3 separate regions of the Homo sapiens genome follow, and all the other regions are linked to region 3. Evidence: chromatin loops called from intact Hi-C (ENCODE). Cell type or tissue: IMR-90. All regions are shown on one strand.

What was found. Peaks named below come from ENCODE experiments on the same cell type or tissue, not always from the same donor. Only the 100,000 strongest peaks of a DNase experiment are listed, where the experiment ranks them.
Region 1: it touches region 3 in a loop (6-fold over the local background); 11 of 110 quality-filtered maps call a loop at or near these places.
Region 2: a loop joins it to region 3, with 28 times the contacts of the local background. A loop is called at or near these places in 51 of 110 quality-filtered maps.

What each region holds. Positions count from the first base shown.
Region 1 is chr15:33,288,965-33,296,964 of GRCh38, forward strand. No RefSeq gene overlaps it. Among named protein-coding and RNA genes, the nearest start is that of RYR3-DT, 18 kb to the right of the region's middle. In IMR-90, a CTCF peak has its summit at 3,934 (motif pointing right); no DNase peak of the experiment used is centred here; H3K27me3 peaks cover 1,654 bases.
Region 2 is chr15:33,697,506-33,705,505 of GRCh38, forward strand. It overlaps RYR3 (ryanodine receptor 3), which reads left to right. Exons shown (of 104, transcript NM_001036.6): 40 at 377-491; 41 at 2,199-2,328; 42 at 3,472-3,575. Among named protein-coding and RNA genes, the nearest start is that of CHRM5, 270 kb to the right of the region's middle. In IMR-90, CTCF peaks have their summits at 2,378 and 3,387 (motif pointing left); a DNase peak (open chromatin) is centred at 3,356; H3K27me3 peaks cover 1,041 bases.
Region 3 is chr15:33,083,582-33,091,581 of GRCh38, forward strand. FMN1 (formin 1) reads right to left here. Exons shown (of 21, transcript NM_001277313.2): 5 at 5,218-5,393. Among named protein-coding and RNA genes, the nearest start is that of FMN1, 110 kb to the right of the region's middle. In IMR-90, a CTCF peak has its summit at 3,104 (motif pointing right); DNase peaks (open chromatin) are centred at 3,120 and 6,670; H3K4me3 peaks cover 2,126 bases; H3K27ac peaks cover 2,204 bases.

The sequences.
Region 1 (8,000 bases), 210 kb after region 3:
GTTTCTTGGATTTCTAAATATCTGCCTCTGTAATCCCTATCACTCCGCTCCCTTCACTTTTTAGAATAAGCCCATTACGGTATGTGATCCTCATTCTCTGCCTTGCCCAGTTGACTACTTGCTTGTTGTCTGTTCCCATAATTTCTAGATATTGCTGCTGCCTGTATCTGGAACTGAGTTCCCTTCAGCTCTGACATGTGGATTGGTCTTCTGATGCCTGACCTCTCCTTTGGCAGGTATACTTTTATGTAGGATCCTTTCTAAGTTGTCCTAACCTGCCATTCCTGACCATAGATAGCCAAACTGTCTCTCATTACTGCAGAGTGTCAGCTAATTAAACATCCACGTATGTGGGCAGTTGACTGTGGGGTCAATGTCAGTTTTGCAGAATATCTTTAGAGGATACTGAAGGGCTCTGGATTTGGTGCTGCTGTGCTGTTCAACTTTTTTGTTTCAAGGGCTAGAAGAAAGCTAGAGAAAGAATGTTTATCAGGTTTTCAGATGATCTGTAGCTCTTGGGAAGTAGTAAATATAATCCTTTAATACTTTGAGAATATTCTAAGACTACTATGAAAGGGCAAGACAAGTAATATACATATTACAATCAATAAATGTAAAGACCTTTACTTAGTTTCTAAAGGTAACTTCTCAAGTACAGGAAAAGAAAAAATATATTACCATAGTGATCAACACTTGGCAATCCAGCAGCACTGAACTATAAGTAACTCCTTTTTACATCATGCTGCTTCTCATTCTCTGGCTTTGACTTGACTTTTCTCTTCCACGAAGATATTCCTTCCCCACTGCTTTCATCTGCCTAACTCCTCCCCATGCTGTAAGACTCAGTCTCCTCCCCAGAGCCTAATTTGACAACCCAGCCTGTGCTATTTGCTTTTCTTCTGTAGCTCAATGTGTTCCTCCTCCTTGTAGTGAACACATTACGGAATAGGTATATGGCCTGTATCCGTCTCCCAGAGGAGGCTGTGAGATCTCTAACAACTGGGGCCAGTTCTTCTTCATCTTTTATATCCAGTGCTTAGCCAGGCCGTGGCACATAGTGAATGTTGATTAAGTGTCTGAAGATGCTGGAACAGGCTTGGTCCTCCTCTAGGAGTGAGCCCATACAAGATCTAAAATTGCTTCAAGTTACTTTTCTGAATTCCACCTCTGAAACCTGCTTTTTTATCCTTGTCTATCCCTTATTGAAGCCATTTCACTTTGGCTGTTAATATTTATCTTGACTTGCTCCTCAGATAATAAGTTTTTAGTTCTCGGTTGCTTTTGGGCCTACCCTCAAATTGGAGTTCCTTCTTTATTTTCTCCTTAGCCTGGGCCCCCAAACCCAGGACAAGGACTGGCCTGTTTACTCCTCTGCCCACATGCCCAGCTTCTGTTCCTGAGACCCAGCAAGGACGAAAGGCATTTCCTCGACTAGCCCTGTCCTGCCCCCTCTCTCCTCCCACCACACACCATGCTCTCTTTGGCTAGGATGATGGCTGCAGCAGCAGGGCCTGAGGCTTTAGTTGACTTCAAGTATAAGACAAGCTATCAGCGTGTTATAGCTGCAAGAAAAGCACATGCTTTTGCATAATTCACGAGTACAGTATAATAAATATCATGAGAGGAAGCGACTCCATTACACTCTAAATAGATAGATCCAATTCAGGCATCACATTTAAGAATCATACAAATTTAGTTCCTCTACAGAAAGCAAACCAGAATGCAGAAAGATTTTCAGGCCCTCTTCTGGAAAATGGATAACCCAGGGCTACACGAGTTCAATATGTGAATACCTGTTATAGAAAAAAATGTTAGAAATAGCATAGCTTTCTAAGTAGAGATTAAATTAAGTAAAGATTTTTGCTTAGTATAAGAGAAATTTCCTCTCAATAAGAACTATTCAAATGCAAATGACTGTTTTTATAGATAATAGTCCATCATTTTATATGTATAATTAAAAAATATAATATGTAATTATATATAATTTATAATATATACTTTTATATTTATATCATACAGATTATATATATGCTATATTTTTTAAGAGTGTTAGGAACAATTCTTGGATACTAGATATTCTACAGAATATTTATGTACTCTTGAGATAGATTGGACTACATAATCTGTAAGATCCCTTTAGCTTCTGAAATTCCAATCCTGTTAATGTATAAAGCACCCATGTCAGCCTATTTTCTAAATTTATACATGTCTTATTGGTCCTACTATATTGCAAGCTCCTTGAATACAGGGATATTATATCTAATTCACCTTTGCTACCCTTGTAACAGTACATACATATTATACAGACTTGCTCAATAGGCATCTGATGAATAAATGTATGAATGTATGGATGGATGGATGAATGGATGGATGGATAGATGAATAGATGGATCAAACAAAAACCATGTGGACTTCTCTAAGAGATTTTATGTGATCTTGAGAAATCCTTCAATTTCTTTCTCCAATTAATGAAACGAACATTAACTAAGGATCCGACTACCTGCAGTGTTAGAGGAAATAGTAAATGTGTAATTTAAAGACGCTGGAAACGTACAAATGTTAGGCAAAAACAGTAAAACAGTATTTTGTTAATGATATTTGTTCCTGTCTCAAATCCTTCTATTAAAATTTAACTTTTTTTCAAATTATGGAATTTTATAGCTGACATTGAAGGCTCAGATGCATTTTTATCTGAGATTAATTTTTTTTACTATGCCATATTCTTTGTAAGAAATCTTCACAGGGCCATAAAATCTTTTTGTGGCATGGGTTAGAATACATTAACTCAATAATATGGCTTTAGTTATACTGCCTAATTTCAATGTGAGAAAAAATACCAACTTCACTATTAATTATTAACAGTAGCAGAAGTAGCATAAACACATGTTTGTCAGGGCTTAAAGCAAGATACTATTCCTTTATTCCCCCTAGGATTGATATGAATTTGTCCTCGCAGTTCACATCTGTTGGGTTACGTGCTGCAGCCCCAAATCCCACCTGATTTACCCTATTCACAGCTACAGTAATAGCAGGGTGAGCTCCTGACCAAAGCCAGATCCATCACAGCCCTTTTCCTCAAAATCTGAGCTTGAGATTAAATATCAGCCTCTCTCCTCATAGCTGTGCCTATTACATGTTAAATCTGATGCTCACTTCTGCCATGTTTCCCAATGTATTCCGAATAATTGAGGAAGTCTTCCTGGCTATTTGTTGTTTAAATTGCCTTTATAATGTATATGTATATATTATTGGGTCTCTGCTGATTGTAGTCTTCTGGAGAGCATTTATTAATTGAGATTCTTTGGGTTACAAGTAACATTGTAGGTAGTTTAAGAAAAAATCGTAAATCTAGCTTAAGGCTATTGGTACATCTAATGGAATCCAAGACCACAGAGCTAGATAGACGGTATCAGCACTAGCACCCTGCCTGCTGATTAAGCCTGTTGCTTGGACAATTTTCAAAATTCAATTATTCACTTATTAAAATTTTTTCTCACCTCCTGTATATTTGCAGTGATTATTGGCCCTTTTTATTTTTCAAGTCCATTTCAAGTAGGTTTATGAAGATTGTCCTGGCTGAGGTCATCTTTTTATAAGCCAGAGTGTTTTATTTGCCATTAACAATGAAAGCGTATTTATCAAACATGCTATCAATCTCAGTAACACAGAATCCCTATTAATGACATATTTCTGATAGAACAGTACAGTGAATATTACTTAGGTTCTTCAAGATCCCAAATTGCTTCCTGAAGTCTTTACAAGAAATGAAACAGAAACTGTAATTAGGTCTTTAGTGTTTCTTCATTCCATTAAAAAGTATCAGTTTGTATTTGCAACATATGATAGCGCCAACAGAATATTTAATTAGCTCAAATCTAAGGCATTGCAGAGGATACACAGGCTTTATCAGAAGATAGATTAGCTCTGTGCCACCAGAGGGCGACCTAACCTAATTATGTGGAAGTGTGAGACTCCGGAGGGGTTAAAATCTAGAGTGAGCCCTAAATGGTTGAGGGGCGGGAAAGGAATTACAAACAAGAACATATACAATGGAAAATTAGAATCAGCACACACAAGCCTACAATTTTCCAAGTCTTCCTAGTCATAGTTTCTTGCTTCCGAAAAACTTGTTTCATTCATTAAGGACATATATTAACTGTTTGCTACCTGATATTTTAATGCCTTGCCTTGGCTATTTTTAATCCTTGCTATTGCCTCATTGCAGGCGGTGGTCATCATTTAAGTGTTTCTTTAGGTTAAATAATTATGTAGAAAGTAACGCACTGCAATATTTGTAACTCACTGCCTAAGATGGAAAGGAGGCCCTGAGCCACTCCAAACACACAGGGACCCTCATGAGGCATCATCCCATTACTGTCCCTGTTCGCTTCCCCACTGTTATTATAGCAACTGTGCTCTCATGGTCTAACCCAAATTCCTAGCAGTATAGTACAAACCCACTTTCTCCTCTTTTGTCTTCAGTAGTGATGGGAGCAGCTTGTGACACATACAAAAAGTTTTGTTATATCCTTTCCTTGGACTTTTATTCTTCCACTGAAATCATGTGCATTCTTTTTAGCTTATTTTCAGACATTATATAACATTGCTACTTTCTTTCCAATTTTCCTGTTATTTTGATGCTCTCTTTTAAAACAATAGAATTGCTTGTTTTAAAATCATTATAACTAATAACAAAAATAGTTATTCTGGCTGATTTCATTTTTAGTTTTCCTCTCGTGGCGTCAAGCAGGAGTCCATCTGTGTGCCATTGGTGAAATGGTGGTGTTTACTTTGGTTTTCATTCAAACACATATCAGAGCCAGCCATTCAGTCTGAGTTCATCCTGCCTTCTATTCCTTCAGCAGGCGAACATGAAAGCAGAGTCTCCACGCCCGTCTCCAGACAAACAGCCTATCGCTGCCTGAAATCGGTGCTTTGATTCTCAAATGCAGCTACTGGGCAACTCACAGTCCCCTGCGTACTGAAGGCAGTTTCCTAGGCAGACCACCGGCACAGCCCAGACCGCAGGGGCCTGTGAGCGGACGAACCTCTGAAGTTATGTGGCTGCTGTCCCGAGTGGTGTACACGTTTCTCACCGCATTCATCCCTAAGAATATCTCATGGAGACAATCTTTCCTGGGAGACAGGTCACGCAGCGGTTGCAATAGGTGTGACAAGCTTCCAAGCTATGTGTCGCACTGCAAATATGTGGGCATTAAGGAGTGTGTTTTCCTGGCTCCAGACCCGAAAACTAACTCTGCCCAAGATAACTAGCTGCCCCAGGACTCAGGGCAAACAAACAAACATGCTGCCCGGCCAATGCTGTGTCCTTTCTGCTCTAGCGAGAGAAGCTCCTGTTAAAACACAAACACAATCTTGTTGGATAGTAGGGGATTGTCGCAAACTCACACACAGCAGACGGTCAAAGTGGAGGCATATTTTCTTTAGTGAATAAGAGATTCTTTTCCTCCTTCTATTTTCATTCTTTGGGCTGTCGATGAGGATGAAAAAGAAGCAAGACATGATCTGCTTTTTCCATTCCCATTCTTAGCAAGGGCAGTGGCAAATAATTGGTCTCTCTAGAGCGTAGCATATTAAATATTAACTACCAAATAAGAACAGAAAGTCTCTTTCCAGCCCCATGATTCTGCCTAACACAAAAAAGTAGTTAACATTTTTTCAGATCTTTTGCTGTGTCAGGCACCCACGCTAAATAAGTACTTGGTATACATTATATCATTTAATTTTCACCACAACCTTTTCAGGTAGTATTACTGTTATTCCCATTTTACAGATAGGGAAGTTGAGGCCGGTCGAGTATAGGAAATTTGCTCAAGTTCTCACAGCTGGTAAGCTATAGAGATGAGCTTTGAATCAGCATTTGTAACCATACTCTAGTCAGGACTTGAACAGTGTACTAGAATAGAGCATGTACACAGATAGGACACATTGGGTTCTATTCACCAGTCATAAATCTTCACTGAAGAACTTATGCTGTAAAAATAGGTTTCATATCCTGCCAGTTTCTCTAACTGAAGGAAAATTCCAGAATCTGATGGGCTTTGTGGTTCTATGGACCAATGAAAGGCACCAGGCTGCAGAGAACAGGTTCCAGCTTGAATGGTGCATGGACGTTTCTCCTGTCTGTATCTCTCACCAAGTGAACTCACATGACAGCTGCAATGGCTGTGGGAGGGTGGGTATTCCAAACTGCTCAGGTTTTAGCCTTGAGGTGGACATTAATCTTCTTGAGCTGTAAGACAGATGCCCCCTTATTCTAAATTAATACATTTTATACAATTGAAGATTAATAGATATCAATCAATCCATACCTACAGAGTATGTATCCGGCATTCAAAGTCTTGCTGGATTCTGTAGAAGATAAAAAAATATATACACAACATGGCTTCTGGTGTGAATTTAGCCATTAGCAAGAAGGAGAGGACTCGAGGTTCCATGGCCACTCTAAGCTGTTCCCAATTCCTGGGGCCAGTCACCCATAAAGGCACATTTTGCTTTTTGTTTCAGCAAGACCATAATCAATGGTATACAACAGTGGTTACTCAACAAGCTTTTTGCTCTTAGGATTCCTTGGACTCTTAAAAATTGTTGAGAACCCAAAGAGCTTTTGTTTATGTGGATTACATCTAATAATATTTACCACATTAAAGATTAAAACAGGCCGGGCGCGGTGGCTCACGCCTGTAATCCCAACACTTTGGGAGGCCGAGGCGGGTGGATCATGAGGTCAGGAGATTGAGACCATCCTGGCCAACACGGTGAAACCCGTCTGTACTAAAAATACAAAGAATTAGCCGGGCGTGGTGGCGGGCACCTGTAGTCCCAGCTACTCGGGAGGCTGAGGCAGGAGAATGGCATGAACCCAGGAGGTGGAGCTTGCAGTGAGCCGAGATCGCACCACTGCACTCCAGCCTGGGTGACAGAGCGAGACTCCGTCTCAAAAAAAAAAAAAAAAAAAAAAAAAAAAAGAAAGATTAAAACAGATCACTTAAAATATTTACTTATAAGTTATTTTAAAATAATGATAATACATCCACATGTATTTTATGAAAAATGACTGCATTGTTCCCCCAGATTAGTGAGAAAAATGTCATTGTTTTAGATTTTTAAAAAATATTGTATTGAATGGCCTAATAAAAGACAGCACAACTCTATCTTCTTCTTCAATTATAATCTGTTGTGACATGTTGTTTTGATTCAAGTATATAAAGAAAATATGCTTCACCTGGGTATGTAGTTGGAAAAGGAGGATCTAGCCAACTTCCTGGAAGTGTCACAGAGACCCCTAGAGGTCCTCAGGCCACACTTTGAGACCAGTTATCATTATGTAGGGTGTGGGCACAGGCAGCTTGCATGGCTTAACATCAGCCTATGACCATGTATTGGTAAAAATATAGAGATGTGGTATGACTCTGGGTGCCCTACAAGGCAGCTACCTGAATGGCAGGATTTGAGAAGCATGATGAGGTCCTCCTGCCCCAAATTATCTCCCTTTCACTGGCTCCTCACGGTGCAAGAGCCTGATGATTAGTTTAATCTTTGGATGAAGACACTGAATGCTCCAATTTAAATTCAGATTTATTGATCATCCTTTAAATAAACTTGTATTAAGTGACATAAATGTGCAAGACTTGGAGCTAGGAACATAACTGTGAATAAGAGAGAATAATAGAACAATTGATTAGTCAGTAGTTTCCTGAGAGAATGGAAAATAGGATAAGCAAGTGTTGATTGTATGGAGTGGCAGAAAAAGTCTAAAGAGGATATTATCAAGGCCTAATTCAGGCCAAACTAGAGGTGGCCAGCGTGGAATGACTTGAGGGATATCTGGAATTCTCATCTGGGGAAAAATAGTATCTTTGAAAACTCAAATGAGAAAATTCACTTCTTCTAGTTATTCAATTCTTTTAAAATGAAAATATGCCTCCTTCTCCCTATCAGTATAAAGACCACTATCAGAACTATTGGATATTCCTGCC
Region 2 (8,000 bases), 610 kb after region 3:
ATATTGGATGACTTAAAGATGTAATTGTTCTTACATCTTAATGTCGTGAGTTTTTAAAGACTATTGTCCAAAAGCTTCATTGATATCTAAAATTATTACAAGAAAAAATAAAACAAGGGATGTTTAATAGGTCATCAGAAAGAAATGTTTCAAAGAGAAAAAGCAAGTACTTAGAAATAGAGGAGCACAGAATATTTCAGTCAGCTAAAATGGCCCTCCACATATATTCCAGCTGAACTAGTGCTTTCTTATTATCTTTTCAGCCTGTTACTTTCATATTATTTTGCCCTCTCGTGTGTTTGTGTGTTCTCATCCCTGAATTTTCATAGCATATAAATAAGCAGGTGCTGAAGACTCTCTCTGATCCTTATCCTAGAGACATAATGAACAACAAGGTGTTTTACCAGCATCCCAACCTCATGAGAGTCCTGGGCATGCACGAGACGGTGATGGAGGTGATGGTGAACGTGTTGGGTACAGAGAAATCTCAGGTAATGCTAAAAGGAGAACCTAGCCAGAACTTGTCCCTTGAGGCAGGAGCACGAGGTGACTTGTTCAGAGCCACGTGGCTGGTGTCCCTTGCCTCAGTTTCTCTTCCAGGGAGAGGAAGGGATAGGCACAGTGCCAAGAAGGAGCCAAGCGATGGGATAATGCTGCTGGACGGAATCCCATTGTGTAAGAGCTCTTGAAGCTTGGAGACTTTCTTCATTAATCCCACTGGGCTATTCAGTTGCTAAGTTTACTTCCCGTATTCGGCAGCCCTGCTCTTTCCAAGATGGAATCACTCACTTCCACTTAGGAGCCTGGTGTGTTTTGTGCTGAGTCAGGAGAAGGCTGTTCTAAAGGAGAACAAGATCTCAATAGTGATCCTGGCAGTGTTTCCCCAGAAGTGTTGATGTTTCCTCTGTCAACCGAACTCCTGAAGAAGCCAGGTTTCCTTGCCAGCTCCCTCATAAGGAGCCCGCATCAGGGGGAGCTCCTGTTGCTAAGGGGAGAGTTGTGGGGATAGGACACAACTGGACATTTATCCCAGCTGGGCTGGGGACCTCCTCACGGTTAAACTGCTTCCACAGGCAGTAGATCGGGTATGGCTTCAAATGTTGGAAATTCCAGAGTGCCAGGGTCCTAGGAAGGGATGATTTCTGGTGCAGTTTCATCAGTGCTACTGGGGAGGGGGTGGGTGTGTAGAAGGAACAGAAGCCAGGGTCACGTTCCTCATGGGCTTCCTTCTGATCTCTTGGGAAAGTGAAATCTCTCCAGAAGATCCCTGAGCACATGTCTGGATGCCTCAGCGAGCAGATAGACTACAAGTTTCTGAACCTTATTGCTTAGAGCATCCTCTGTGATATTAAAGGAGGAAATCAAGGTTGTCTTAGGATCCCGAGCAAGGTTAACACTGGCACCATTTATTGAGCACTGTAGGATCAAAACTAAGATTTGGCCCAACCTAGAGATGCTGGTTACTTTGTTAAGTAGAAAAGCCAAGTACAATCAACAGTAATGTAAGATGGCATCTTCATGCTAGACTGCATGAATCAAATTACAAGTGCTATGGAATCCCATAGAAGAGCAATTATCAATGACAAAAGTAGTCAGGGAAGACTCAGAGAGCGATGCCTTTCAGACTTGCGTAACTGTAGAGGCCAGCCTTGACCCAGGGCACTTGGGCTTTGATATACTGGTGGGCCTTATGTGTCTACGATCACCTGTGTCTGTCTGTCTGTCTGTCTGTCTCTCTCTCTCTCTCTCCCCCCCTTTCTCTCTCTCCCCCCTCCTCACTCTCTCCTCTTTCTCTCCTCACTCTTTCCTCACTTTCTCTCCTCACTTTCTCTCCTCTCTGTCTCTCCTCTCTCTCTCATCTCACTCACTCTCTCTCCTCTCTCTCTCTCTCATCTCTCTCTGTCTCTGAATTCTGTCCACTCCCTTCCTACTTGGAAACAATAGCCTGGTAGAAGGTCATGCAATTTCACATGACTTCCGAGGATGATTGGGATTCTTGTTTGACATCTATTTCTCTTGGAGGAAAGATATTTCAGGAACTATAACTCCTATGAATAAGTCTTGAGAAAAAAAATGGAAGGAGAAAGTTCATTTTTCCAAGTGTTCACACTTTACCCACTTAAGACTCTGAGGTCAGAGTTTTCAGAAAGGCCTCATGATAGATTCTTTTGTCTGACACTTTCTACTTCTCCCTACAGATTGCATTTCCAAAGATGGTTGCTAGCTGCTGCCGTTTCCTTTGCTATTTCTGTCGAATTAGCCGGCAAAATCAGAAGGCCATGTTTGAGCATCTGAGTTATCTTCTGGAGAATAGCAGTGTTGGCCTAGGTGCGTAAGTCTTCTTGTAACTTCCACATCCAAACTCGAAGGTTACACTCCCCCTTTTGACCACTTAGGAAAATACAGGGAAAGGAGCCACATGCACGCTGTGATATTTGTAAATACTAGAAGAGACTCTGCCTGATTTAAAACAATTGAAGTAACGATGCCACAAGAACGTTCTCCAACAGAAGTAGAGATGTTGCTACCAGCCAAGATTGGTGACAGTTTAGTGTTGGCATAGTCGTACAGTTTTACCTCATCTCTCTTGGGACCAGTGGCCCATGGTTTACAAAATGCCCCTGGGATTGCAGGTATAGTCTGGGGGCACAGCTCTTCCCAGCCCACTCAACTGACCAGGGAGCAGTGCTGATGAGACCAAGGTCATGGATCGGATCTCGTCTTGGCAGGCTGGCTGCAGGCTGCATACCTGTCCATCAACCTCCCAGCAAGTGCTTTCCTTAGCGGGGAGGCAGACTGGCCAAGAGCAATCGTGGATAAACAGTGTAAATCCACCACTACCACTAGAAAAGCAAGTCACTGCATATGCCTTACTCACTGTTCTGGGTATAAACGAAATGAATGTGTGTAATACACAAATACTTGCACTTGAAAACTGAAGTTTCACGGGTTTTTATTTCTCAAATGCAACCTCAGGCTACTAACCTTTTTGTAAAATGCCACCTGAAGTTTTTCTTAATTCTAGCCTGAGAACCAAACAAACAAGTCAAAAACAACATTGGTGACCTGGTGAAACTATATGAGCTAATGCTGTTTGATGCTATTTTTAAACTCTAGGTGGTAGCCCCAGAAATATACAGGTTCCACTGGGCTTAGTTGGTCGAGTGGCATCTGATATGGGGGCCTCAAGAAGTTTTGTGTTAGAAAAGCACTTGGAAATACATGGTCCCGGTTGGTAGTGTGAACCGATTTTGTATTAATTCGTATTCACGGCAATGAATGTGGGGAGGAAGGATAGCTAATAGAGCTGTTCTTAATGCAAGCGGACTGTCCCATTGGAGAACGGTCATGTAAGCCAGGTTTCAGTGTGTTTGCTGCCCTCTCCTGTCCGCTTACGTGCACTGCAGTCTCAGCTCAGCACTGAGTGTCTTCCTCTGTCCTTTTCTTGCTAATTCTCCCCTCCTCCCTCAGCCTCCCCGTCGATGAGGGGATCCACCCCGCTGGATGTGGCAGCTTCCTCTGTGATGGACAACAATGAGTTAGCGCTGAGCTTAGAGGAACCAGACCTCGAGAAGGTAACCGGCCCTTGGGGTGGCAGTGTGGTGTTCTCTTCGGCCTGTAGTGCAGCTAAGCTAAGGATAAGCAGACCACGGATGGAGTCTCTGTCACTGTATCGTCATCTTGGTGGGCTTGTAGGGAAAGTGTGAAAGAATGTGAGTAACCGGTAGCAGCACAACGATTATGACCAAGGGATCTCCTGTGAACACAGGTAGCCAACTTCAGAGACATGTGGACATTTGTGTTCTTCGTGTGTGGAAGCCCAGCCTCGTTGGTCTACATGGAACATTACCAGATGCCGGTGGTTCCTAATAAAGTTCTGCGTAATTTACAGATTTATAAATCTACCTATGGAAGGAAGAGACATGGCAGAATACTGTATAATCAGTGTCCTTTCCATGTGTAACTGAGACAAACTGAGCTGCCCTCTGCTGGGAGTGTGGATGAAGCTCCTGGTGGTGGAGCTGGTTGAGGCGGCCTCACTACGTCTTTTCCCCATCCCTTTCTTTAAATGATGTCCTTGACCGGAGGGCTGACAGGATTCACAGTGTGACCTTCTGAGTGGAGCAGAGCAACCTGGAGGGGGAGGGGGGTGGAGAGGAGGGACGTGGGCAAGTCAAAGACAAATCAAAGGTCATCATTATGTAGGGGGTTTGGGAGCACACGGAAAAGGGCACCTGAGCCTGACTAGGGGATTGGGAAGGTCACTCAGAAACAGTCATGACTTGAGGGATGAGTAGAAGCTGATCAGCCGCATTGTTGGGGAAGCATGCCAGGGATGTTTGCATGTCCGAGAGGAGAGTATGGCGTGCTGGGGAATAGGAGACTGGGTATGACTGAAGCACAGAGTACCTGGGGGATGTGGTGAGAATGCAGCAGAAGCAGTGAGGAATTGAACTTATGCTACCATTTCTATTACTAAAAGAAATTCATGCTCATACACTGTGCCAGGCTTTATTCTGAATGCTTCCCACAAATGAACTCACGTGACCCTCAGACCAAGCCCTTTCATTGTTGCCTGCCAGTTACGGGCAAGGAAGTGGAGGCATAAAGAGATTGGGTGGCATCCTCAGTGTCATGCGGTTAGTCAGTGGCACAGCCAGGCATCGAGAGCGCTGGGCTGTGGAGGCAGTGCTCCTACCCATTTTATTACAGGAGGTCACCGTAGAGCCAAGAGTGGTGGAAACCACTGGAGAGTATTAGGCAAAGGGGCAACACGATACAATTCATATTTTAGAAAACACCCCAGTTTCAGTAAGAAGAACTGAACAGAAACAAGTCTTGAGGCAAGGAGGAGAGTTTTGGTAGTAATCAAAGCCCAAGACTGTGCTGGCTTCAATTAATATTGATGCAGTGGGTGTGAGAAGCGTTTGAAGCCAGGGGACCGATCTATCACAGGACAAGTTGCAGCCATTAATTAGATATCAGTTCAGCCCATGTTTTCCTCCAAGGAGTGCAGGAGGTAGAGCAGATCTGAGGAGGCCGGCGATGAGTTTGGGGTCTGTCAAGTTTAAGGGGCCCCAGGGCTCCCAAATGGCATTGTCAAGTAGGGAATTGACGACCTGGCAGTATATCTCAGGAGAGCTCTCTGAGCTGCAGATAGAGCACACAGAGGGTGGTTGAAGCGCTGGGGGTACATGAGGTGACTCCAAGGGCTGGTCTGGAGCAAGAAAAGAAGCATAGCCAGGCCAGAGCCCTGAGGACCACCAGCATATTTAAGGGAGTCGCTGAGGAAAAGGCACCAACAAAAAACAGGAAGAGGAGCAGCCAAAAGGATGAGAAAACCCAGCAAATCTAGTATCTGAGAAGCTGAGAGGGAAAATTGAGAAATAAATACACATTTTTTTCTTCGTGTCGCATAGTGAACGTGGGGTGGCTCAAAGAAGACAGGGTGAGGAAAGAGAGAGAGGGGTTGTCTTGATTAAACGATTGTGGCAGCAGATGGCCTTCCTCTAGCTGAGGCAGCCACACAGAACACAGATTTACCACTCACGAAGATTCTGCTGTTTCAGGCCTTGGCAGAGAATCATTGGCCAAGCTGCAAAACCATGTCTGATCTATTAAGATGAGATGATAATTACCCACCAATAATTCGTTGACATTTTTCAGTTAGTAAATTCTATTTCAAATGCATTCAACTGATAATTACTGAGGGCCTATCATGAACCAGACAGACAAAACGCCCGTGTTTGTGCAGCATATTTCTAATGGGAGGAACTTTCCTTGTAGTCAGAGAGGATATTACTTTGCTGGGGCTGCCATAACAAAGTACCACAGGTTGGGTGACATAAACATCGGAAATTTATTTTCTCACAGTTCTGGAAGCTGGAAGTCCAAGATCGAGGTGTGCGCAGGTTTGGTTTCTTCTGAGGCTTCACCTCCTGGCTTGCAGATGGCCACTGTTTTGCTGTGTCCTCACGTAGTCTTTTCTTTGTGTGCACGTATCCTTGCTATCTCTCTGTGTGTCCAGATTTCCTCCTCTTGAAGGACATGACCCCAACAACTCAGTTTAACTTAATCACCTCTTTACAGCCCCTATATCCAAATACAGAAACATTCTGGGATATTGAGGGTTAGGGCTTCCACATGAAATTTGCGGGAGACAATTTAGCCCATGACAGAGGGGTTTGTCTTTGAGTTGGTCATTTTATTTTGTTCTTTAAAGTATTTTGAAATATCAGACATTTTTACAATAATATTTTGAGGCGACAAATTTAAGTGAAAGCATTTTTTTTTATTTTGTCAGATTCAATCAGTATTTCCAATGGACTTCATTGGGTCCCTTATAAATCATTAAGTTAAAAGCAGGAATCAAGGAAAGAATCTATTTACTGGCCTTATCAAATATGATGTTTATCAAACAACCCAATACCATAATAATACCATAATAGAAGAACCTTGCTTTTTAACATTCTGTTAAAAGAGGGCAGTCATGGTGGCTCACGCCTGTAATCCCAGCACTTCAGGAGGCCGAGGCAGGTGAATCATTTGAGGTCAGGAGTTCAAGACCAGTCTGGCCAACATAGCAAAACCCCATCTCTACTAAAAAGAAATACAAAAGTTAGCCAGGCATGGTGGTTGGTGCCTATAGTCCCAGCTACTCAGGAGGCTGAGGCAGGAGAATTGTTTGATCCCGGGAGGCAGAGGTTGCAGTGAGCCGAGATCATGCCACTGCACTCCAGCCTGGGAGCCTGGGTGACAGAGCGAGACTCCGTCTCAAAAAAAAAAAAAAAGAAAGAAAAAAATCTGCTGAAAGAAGTCCCAGTCAATATAACTTACGGTTAACTTTAATAAGCAATCCCAGCTGCAAACGGAGTAAGTGAAAATGACCAGACCAGAGGGAAATGTTAGAAGTTGCTCCTCCAGGCTCTGTAGGCCTGTGTTGTGAAGGGTACCAGCCACCTCCTGCATACACACAAGACTCAAGCACCATGCCACCTGTCGTGAGAGCTTCCATAAATGCTGTGTCTATTCATGGTCTCTGCATCTAGAGGGAGAGACCTCAGCCAAACTCTGTTATTCGTACATTTAGATGACAATAAATAGCTCAGTGTTTTAGGTGGTATGACGATAACCGATGCTTGTGTGAAAAGCAGCTGAATGGGTCTTTTTGGACAAGGCAATGCCACAAGGTTTTGAACTCCATATCCTATTCTCAGCCTCAGTTCATCTTTTGAAACAGTGTTGCTCAGCAAAGACATGGAGCCTCCATTGGAAGAAGTCAGATGTGATTAACGCAGGCCAGCAAGCTGGAGAGGGAAGAAATGGGCGCTTTGGGAAATCTGTAAAGGGGATGAGGTTTGCCACACCGTTTTCAAGTAGTTGGGGTGGCTTAGCACACTGCTATAGACTTTATTCAGCCCAATGTCAGGAAATTACCCAAGTTTGGTTCACAGGAAAGAACAGCAAAGGACTGGTATGCTGGAGTTTCTTCCTTCTATTGATCACGCCAGAAATTAGATCATTTAGGATTGAACAGTAGCCCTACCCCAACACATACACACACGCATATGCACACACACATGCACACACACTCTTTCTCTCTCTCTCTCTCTCTCTCTCTCTCTCTCTCATATGGGCAATTATAGCAGCCTGTGAAATGTCTGCACCTGCAATCTTGAAAACTCTGCCCAATTCTGGCCCTTATTGATGCTTCCCTGACATTTTAAAGACAAAATCAAATCTGAACTCTAAGCAGAATATTATCTTTACTGGTTTAAGAAGGAAAAAGTGTGGTGATAGATTCTTGCTGAGTTTGGCCTTATTTTTATTATACTTGCAAAATAGAATATTTGACATCAGCAAGTAAGTGATTCATTGAACAAACATTTATTGAACAGCTACTATGTGCTAGGCCCTGGAGGTTAAAAAAAATCTTAAAAAACACCATCTCTGACTTTGAGGATTTTGGAGCACTGTGGATTCTCCTCTTCTCTGTGTAT
Region 3 (8,000 bases):
CCTTCCAGACCTCACCCTATGTATCTCTTGATCTGGCTATTCATTTGTATCCTTTAAAAATATCCTTTGTAATAAATTGGTAATGTCAGAGACGTTTGAACCACAGCGACTTCATCTTGAATAGGGGATGGGTAAAATAAGGCTGAGACCTGCTGGGCTGCATTCCTAGTAGATTAGGCATTCTTAGTCACAGGATAAAAAAGAAGGTTACCACAAGATACAGGTCACAAAGACCCTGCTGATACAGGATGTCATAAAGAAGCCAGCCAAAACCCACCAAAACCAAGATGGCTACAAAAGTGACCTCTGGTCATCCTCACGGCTCATTACATGCTAATTATAACGCATCAGCATGCTAAAAGACACTCCCAACAGTGCCATGACAGTTTGCAAATGCCATGGTCATGTTGGGAAGTTTGCTTATATGGTCTAAAAAGGGGAGGGACCCTCAATTCCAGGAAATCCCTGCCCCTTTCCTGGAAAACTCATGAATAATTCACCCCTTATTTAGCATACAATTAAGAAATAACTACAGGTATATTCAGTCAAGCAGCCCACACCACTGTGCTCTGCCTATGGAGTAGCTATTCTTTTATTCCTTTACTTTCTTAGTAAACCTGCTTTTACTTTATGGACTTGCCCCAAATTCTCTCTTGTGTAAGGTCCAAGAACCCTTTCTTGGGGTCTGGATCAAGACCCCTATCTGGTAACAGTAATAGTCAGTAAATTGTTTCCTTGGGTTGTACAAGTTATCCTAGCAAATTACTGAACCCGAAGAGGGGGTCATAGGAACCTATTTGTATCCAAGTTGGACAGAAGTTATGGGTAACCTGGGAACCCACTACTTGTGACTGGCATCTGAGGTGTGGCAGTTTTGTGGGACCGAATCCTTAACTTGTGGGATGTGGCTACAGTTCCAAGTAGATCGTGTCAATTGAATTGTGGGACATCTAGTTGGTGTCTACAGGCAATTGGGGAATTGCTTGTTATGAAAAACACGTACACTTGGGTCTCAGAATGTCAGAAGTGTTGTGAAGGTAAAGGAGGTTTTGTTTGTTTGTTTGTTTTCATTTAGTTTGTTAAATAGATGCCCCCAGAGTCTTCCTAGTGCTTGTCCTACACCAACCCCACCTCCTGCCATTCCCCAAGGAACCCCTGAGTCTTCTCATAGTTTAGTAACTAAAAGATGAATGCCCAGCTAAATGAGGGGACTTAGTAACAGCTGTAGCCTTAACACCAGTGTCCATCCTGACTCACGGATGCCAACTCCCACCAATTATTTCAAGTATGAGATGTTTTACCTTTCATCACGTACTAATGAGAGTCAGTGTAGCCACAGAAAAAGGCTTAAGAAAGTTAACATCCTGATTGTGACGCTGCAAGTCAGGTTTAAAACTGGAAGCACGGCAGTGCTGGTCCAATGTCTCAGGCTGATCAATATATTGCTTAGAGTCCAAAGCCCACCAGAGGAAAGGGGTTTTTGTGAGCTGCTAGTCATTAACAGCAGGCTATTTTTTTCTTCTTTTTTTACTTTTTGATTTCTGTAAGCTATTGGGAAACAGGTGCTGTTTGGTTACATGAGTTAAGTTCTTTAGTGGTGATTTATGAGATTTGCACCCATCACCCAAGCAGTATACACTGCCCCAATTTGTAGTCTTTTATAGGATACACATTTGTTCTAAATAAGTAGAATCCTTTCAGATAGAAACCTTACCTAGAATATCAATATTTAAACATATAGGAGTCAAATCACACTGTCCAAAGAGGGGAGAAGGGCTTGAGGTGAGGAAGGAAACACAGGGCCCAAACTATAAAAACTGTTGATTCAGAAAATAATCTAAAAAAACTATTTTAGTTTTATAATTCTGATTAATGAAAAACTAAGCAACATACTAATATATACTGTTTAATTACACAGTATTTATATATACAAATATATATATCACATGTATTTATACATATATTAAAATTATACATATATACATATGCATAATTTATATATCATATATGTAATATATAAATATATAAAGCCCATAAAAGGCTAGTTCAGGAAATAGACATTTTTCATCTAGTGATAAATATCAAAAAACCTAAAAATACTTATAGAAAAGAATCCACCTCCTAGAATTTTATCATAAGGAAATAGTCCTAAATAATGGGGGGAAAGGGTATAGGAAAAATTGTATTTGTAGTCACGCTATTTTATTTCTAAATAGTGGTCCTATTCCAAAACTGGAAACAACTTCAATATCCAATAACAGAGAAATAATTAAATAAATTTTGGCATATCATTTCATGGAATATTCATCACTTAAAACACATCTGTAACGAGCTTGCAACAGCCTGGATAAGCAGTTTAAGAGTAATTGTTTGAAAGAGAGAGGAGGAGACCAGGTGCGGTGGCTCACGCCTGTAATCCCAGCACTTTGAGAGGCTGAGGCAGGCGGATCATGAGGCCAGGAGATCCAGACCATCCTGGCTAACACAGTGAAACCCCGTTTCTACTGAAAATACAAAAAATTAGCTGGGCGTGGTGGCATGCGCCTGTAGTCCCAGCTACTCAGGAGGCTGAGGCAGGAGAATCGCTTAAACCCAGGAGGCGGAGGTTGCAGTGAGCCAAGATTATGCCACTGCGCTCCAGCCTGAGCGACAGAGCAAGACTCCATCTCAAATTAAAAAAAAAAAAAAAAAGCAAAAACAAGACGAGGTTATAAAATCTGGCATGCTTTTATGTTTAAAAAAAATCTCTCATTGAAAAACAAACCATACTTAGTGAAAAAATACAAAAAAAAATTTATCAAATTGTACAGTCGTCTCAGCTGCTAAGATTATGAGGTTTTTTTTTCACTGTAACTATGTATTTCAAATTTTCTATAAGGATTGTGTAGGATTTTTATAATTGTAAAAAATTAAGTAATCATTTAATTTACAGAGGAAAAGGAAAACCAGAAATACACAGTTTAGCCAATTTTAAAAAACACATAAACACAGTATTTTTTAAAAACACAGAAGAAAAAGAAAGTAGCTTTTCAAAATCTACTTCAGCACTTTTACACTGTAGGCCTGCTGTTTGCGGCAAATGCAACTTAAAGTAATTGACCAACAGATGTCACTGTTACACTTCCTACTTTAAGCATCTCTAAAGACGCACAACTTTATATATGGGAACAAAACCAAAAACTTTACTAATTCTCATGTCATCTCCTGCAGGACTGCAGCTTTCTCATCTTTCAGCTTCATTTCTAAACCTCCTTTTGTAATATCTGGAATGTTGAATGCTGTTCTAAAATGACATACAGTGACCATGGTTTTATGGTTATGAAAAATACAGGGTTCTCCTGCTCTTTGATTGCCACCCATGTGAACATCACAGACTTAACCCACACTCGTCAAAAACATGGTTCCAGGTCTGAAAGTAATGAGCCGGAGAACACAAGGTTGTCAACAGGCATTAAAGTTAATGGCTAAAAAAAGAAAAAGTGCTCCTTAGATTTGTGGTGCTCACCTCATCTGTGACAGGAAACTGGATGGGTAAAGAGGGATTGCAGAGAATCACAATAATCTGGTCAATCCTACCAGGCCATCTAAATGTGGAAGTAGGTGAACCCCAGCCCAGTGCTTTCTAAGGAGGAGTCAATACTTCTGTGTCAATGAAAACAAGAATGAATAAGAAAGGAGAAGGTAGCTGGATGTGGTGGCTCACGCCTGTAATCCAGCACTTTGGGAGGCTGAGGCAGGGAACATTTTTGAGGTCAAGAGTTCGAGAACAGCCTGGCCAACATGGTGAAACCCCATCTCTACTAAAAATACAAAAATTAGCTGGGTGTGGTAGCTCACGCCTGTAAGCCCAGCTTCTCAGGAGGCTGAGGTGGGAGGACCGCTTGAACCCGGGAGGCAGAGGTTGCAATGAGCCAAGATCGTGCCACTGCACTCCAGCCTGAGCAACAGAGCAAGACTCCATCTCAAAAAAACAGAACAACAACAACAACAAAAAGAAAACAGGGAAGGCTATGTTTTTCTGAACTAAAAGTAGATCCATCATTTGATGCAGCAATCCAACTACTGGGTATCTACCCAGAGGAAAAGAAGTCATTATACGAAAAAGATACTTGCACATGCATGTTTATTAGCACAATTTGCAATTGCAAAACTATAGAACCAGCCCAAATCCCCATCAATCACAATGAGTGGATAAATAAAATGTGGTATATATTTACATATATACATATACACATATATATACATATATACATATACATACACACACATATATACATATACCATGGAATACTAAGCCATAGAAAGGAATGAAATAACGCCATTTGCAGCAAACTGGGTAAAATCGGAGACTATTATTCTAAGTAAAGTAACTCAGGAATGGAAAACCAAACATTCTATGTTCTCACTCATAAGTGGGAGCTAAGCTATGAGGACGCAAAGGCATCAGAATGATACAATGGACTTTGGGGACTTGAGGGAAAGGGTTGGGGGAAGCGAAGGATAAAGACTACACACTGGGTACAGTGTACACTGCTTACATGATGGGTGCACCAAAATCTCAGTAATCCCCACTAAAGAACTTATTCATGTAACCAAACACCACCTGTTCGCCAAAAACCTATTGAAATTAAAAAAATTTAAAAAATTTAAAAAAAACTGCAGAGGTTATTAAAAGTGAACAAAAACTTTAAAAAAGAGAAGGGAGGTGGTTATGTTTTTTAAATGCATTATCCTATATTCTGCAGATTTTCTGCCAACCTAGTCACCTGTTATTTGAGCAGCTGGAGAGAAAGGTTCATGAATATGGAAGGAAGGCAGGGTATTCGGATTTCACTTGAGAATCCAGAGCATATCAGTTGGCTTTACATATGTTATTGACAAATTTTTAGTAAAAGGATATTAAGAAGTGACTAGCAACCAGTGGGTACTCCCACAATGAGAGATCTAGGCTGCAAAGCTAATGAACAGAGCGCTCTGAGAACACTCAGGTTAAATGACAAACACAGTCACTTCCAGACAAGTTGCTAGTTACTTTCTAGTGTACAAATTTCAGATCACCAAGATGCATCTTCATTTTCTGCAGCCCACTGATTTTTTTTAAACAATGATCCATACATTAAATGCAGCTTTATATACACAATTTACATTAAATACATATTAAATGAGCCTCTGTTGACCACAAAGAACCACAGCACAATCACCAAGATTTCTACTTACATGGAGATCCAAGTACAATTCGCTCCTGTTTGACTTCTCCCTTTCCTCATGAAGCAAAAATGGACAGGCTGGTCCCGCTCTGTAGCCCAGAACCCACGCGCCTCCATCTCTGTTGGGAAGGTCTTTAGGTGTCTGCTCATTGAAGCCGTCCCAGGGAAAGCCCTCAGAGGAGATACCTAAACAAACACAGAGAAGGCCATCAGTGACATGGCAGCCAAATAAATAAATAAATAAAGCCATATTTGGGGAACTCCTACATAGACTTCTCTATGCTAGCTCTTACTTTGCTTTCTAAGTTATATTTTTAAGAGACTGCTTTCCTTTAAAAGTATTTCTCCCGACAATTTCTAGATCACACCAACAAAAATTTACAACATACGCCCTCATCCCCCAAGTCTATTGGCTGTACTCTATGCCCCATATTCTTGCTTACAGGTTGCATGGGTCATTCTATCTCAGCATGAAATCAGAGGAGCTAGGGGACAGAAGTCAGGAGGTCTGGCCTGCTGGCTTTCCTACAGTTCCTAAACAGCGTCATCTGAGCCAAGTCACTAATGTGTGTGTTCTCCAGGGCAGGAACTGTGCCTTGTTCATCTTCATTTCTGGGAACAGAATCATTATGCATGGTGCATACCGGACTTGGACAGTTTGTTGAACGAGTGAGTAGTGCATGAGAAACCCATTTTGGATTCGCTTTTGTCATCTCTAGAATCAAAGGTATTAGTCTAGCTTATTCTAACCTAAACTATAGGCAAGTTTAGGTTTGCCATAGGATGATAATCATTAACTATGTGCCAGACACTGTTTTTAGTTCTGTTCAATTTTTATGACAACATATAGTTAGGTATCATTAGTGTTCTCATTTTAAATGGGGAAACTGAAGTACAAAGAAGTTAAGCAATTTGCTCAAAATCATAAAATCAGTAAATGGTTAAGCTAGGACTTGAACCCAGGCAGTTAAACAATAGAGGGCCGTGCTTTTAATGACCACACTATGGCCTCTGCCTGACATTCTATTCTTAAGATGGCAATATGTGTTCTATAACAAAAGGATTTTACGGTCAAGTAAGTGTGAGAAAAGCTACATACTGTATCTCTTAAAGAATCATGATTCATGTTAGCATATTAAAGACCTTGGGATGCCCTTTAGTACAGAAAACCTAATTCTATATAATAGGGTTTTCCAAACTTATTTGACCACAGAATCCATTTAAAGGGACATCTGCTAAACATGTCGCAAGCCACTTAATGTTGTACTGGACACTTCTAATGTTTCATACAGCACTCAAGTTCCTAGTCCTCTTTTAATTCCTGGTAAGCAACCTTGGCAAAATTTTAAGCCACTAGGCAGAAGTTAAAGGTTTAGGCTCAGTGTATTTTGCAATAGAGATCACTGTTGAATATACGACAGAGTGTTTATTACACATAATCCCTGTAAGAGTCTATTTGGCAGTCACCCAAAGCCAACCAATGGCTTCTACCATGCTGAAACCTGACTTACACGAAACTAGAGCTGAGAGTAAAAGTCAGCTCAGAAAGGAACTGCGAGATAGCATGCTTATATTAGAGTAGCATTTTAGAAGGAAGAAAATTTGAAAACAGCTAAGGTTTGGCTGTTGTTTGCCTGTTTGGTTTATTAGTTTTCAATCACACTTCAGAATGATGCAGGTCACAGTGTGTCTATAGTTGCCCTCTAGCAGGCTGTCCACAAAACACCTTTCTGCAACCACTGAGAAAAATGAGAGTCCAGGGCTTCCCCAGTCTATGTTCCCCCTGCAGACACAGTTGTCTAGAAGAGTATACCCAGGCTCTTCCTTCATCTCGGTCAGATCCCTTAGAACAAAGTGCCTTTCCACTCAATCCCCTTGCTACCCACTGTCTACAGACAGTCTTCTGGCCTTTCATTTAGGGTCTCACATGCTTTAGAGTGACCCACTTCTAGTCTCAAGACATAGGAATGAACTAATGCCTAAAGGAACCTCAGGGAGAAGGCACTCTGCTTAGCACCTTTGCTTTATGCTCATGTTGACTCTGAGGAAGATAGTACTGCTTATATTTTAACAGATGAAGAAATTAAAGCTCAGACCTCCTTTGACTTCTATTTATATGGCTCATCCTCCTCCTGGACTATTTCTATTCACCTTTGGCATAAATTTTTTAAAATTTACAGTATACTCTCACTGTACTACCTCATCTTCCAAGATGTTTTGGTTACTAATCACATCCCTCATTTTAAATCCCTCCACCTTTCATTTTTCTTTTGAAGTAGCTGCTGGCTTTGGGTAAAGTTTGCACAGAATAATAAAACAATATAAAACATAACATATATAATATGTATCACAAAACACAATGTACAACACCTGAGGTAAGACATTTGTATCATCAGAGGCACATTGTCTGGTGAGTGTAAGTTCATCATTTAGGTACAAGAGAGTGAAACATTCCCATAACAACAAGGATTTGGGGTCCTTGAAACACACATGCATGCATATTTATGCAAACACACATGCAAACCCCTCACACACCTGCAGTGGCTATCCAATACTGCATTAATGAGGTGAGGTGTGCAATCCAATTCACTCTCTACGCAGAGCAAAAACAATGTCAAGGTGAAAGTTATCTTCTTTCTGGAAATGGTTTTAGTTTTAAAGAGTTAATTTCTGATACCTAAGGTTTAACCAGACAATATCCCTATGAAGGAAACATGCAAGGTAAAACCATGATGCATAATAATTTTGGCAAGAATCATTTGGACAGAAAAGGACCATAAGTAACATAAAACT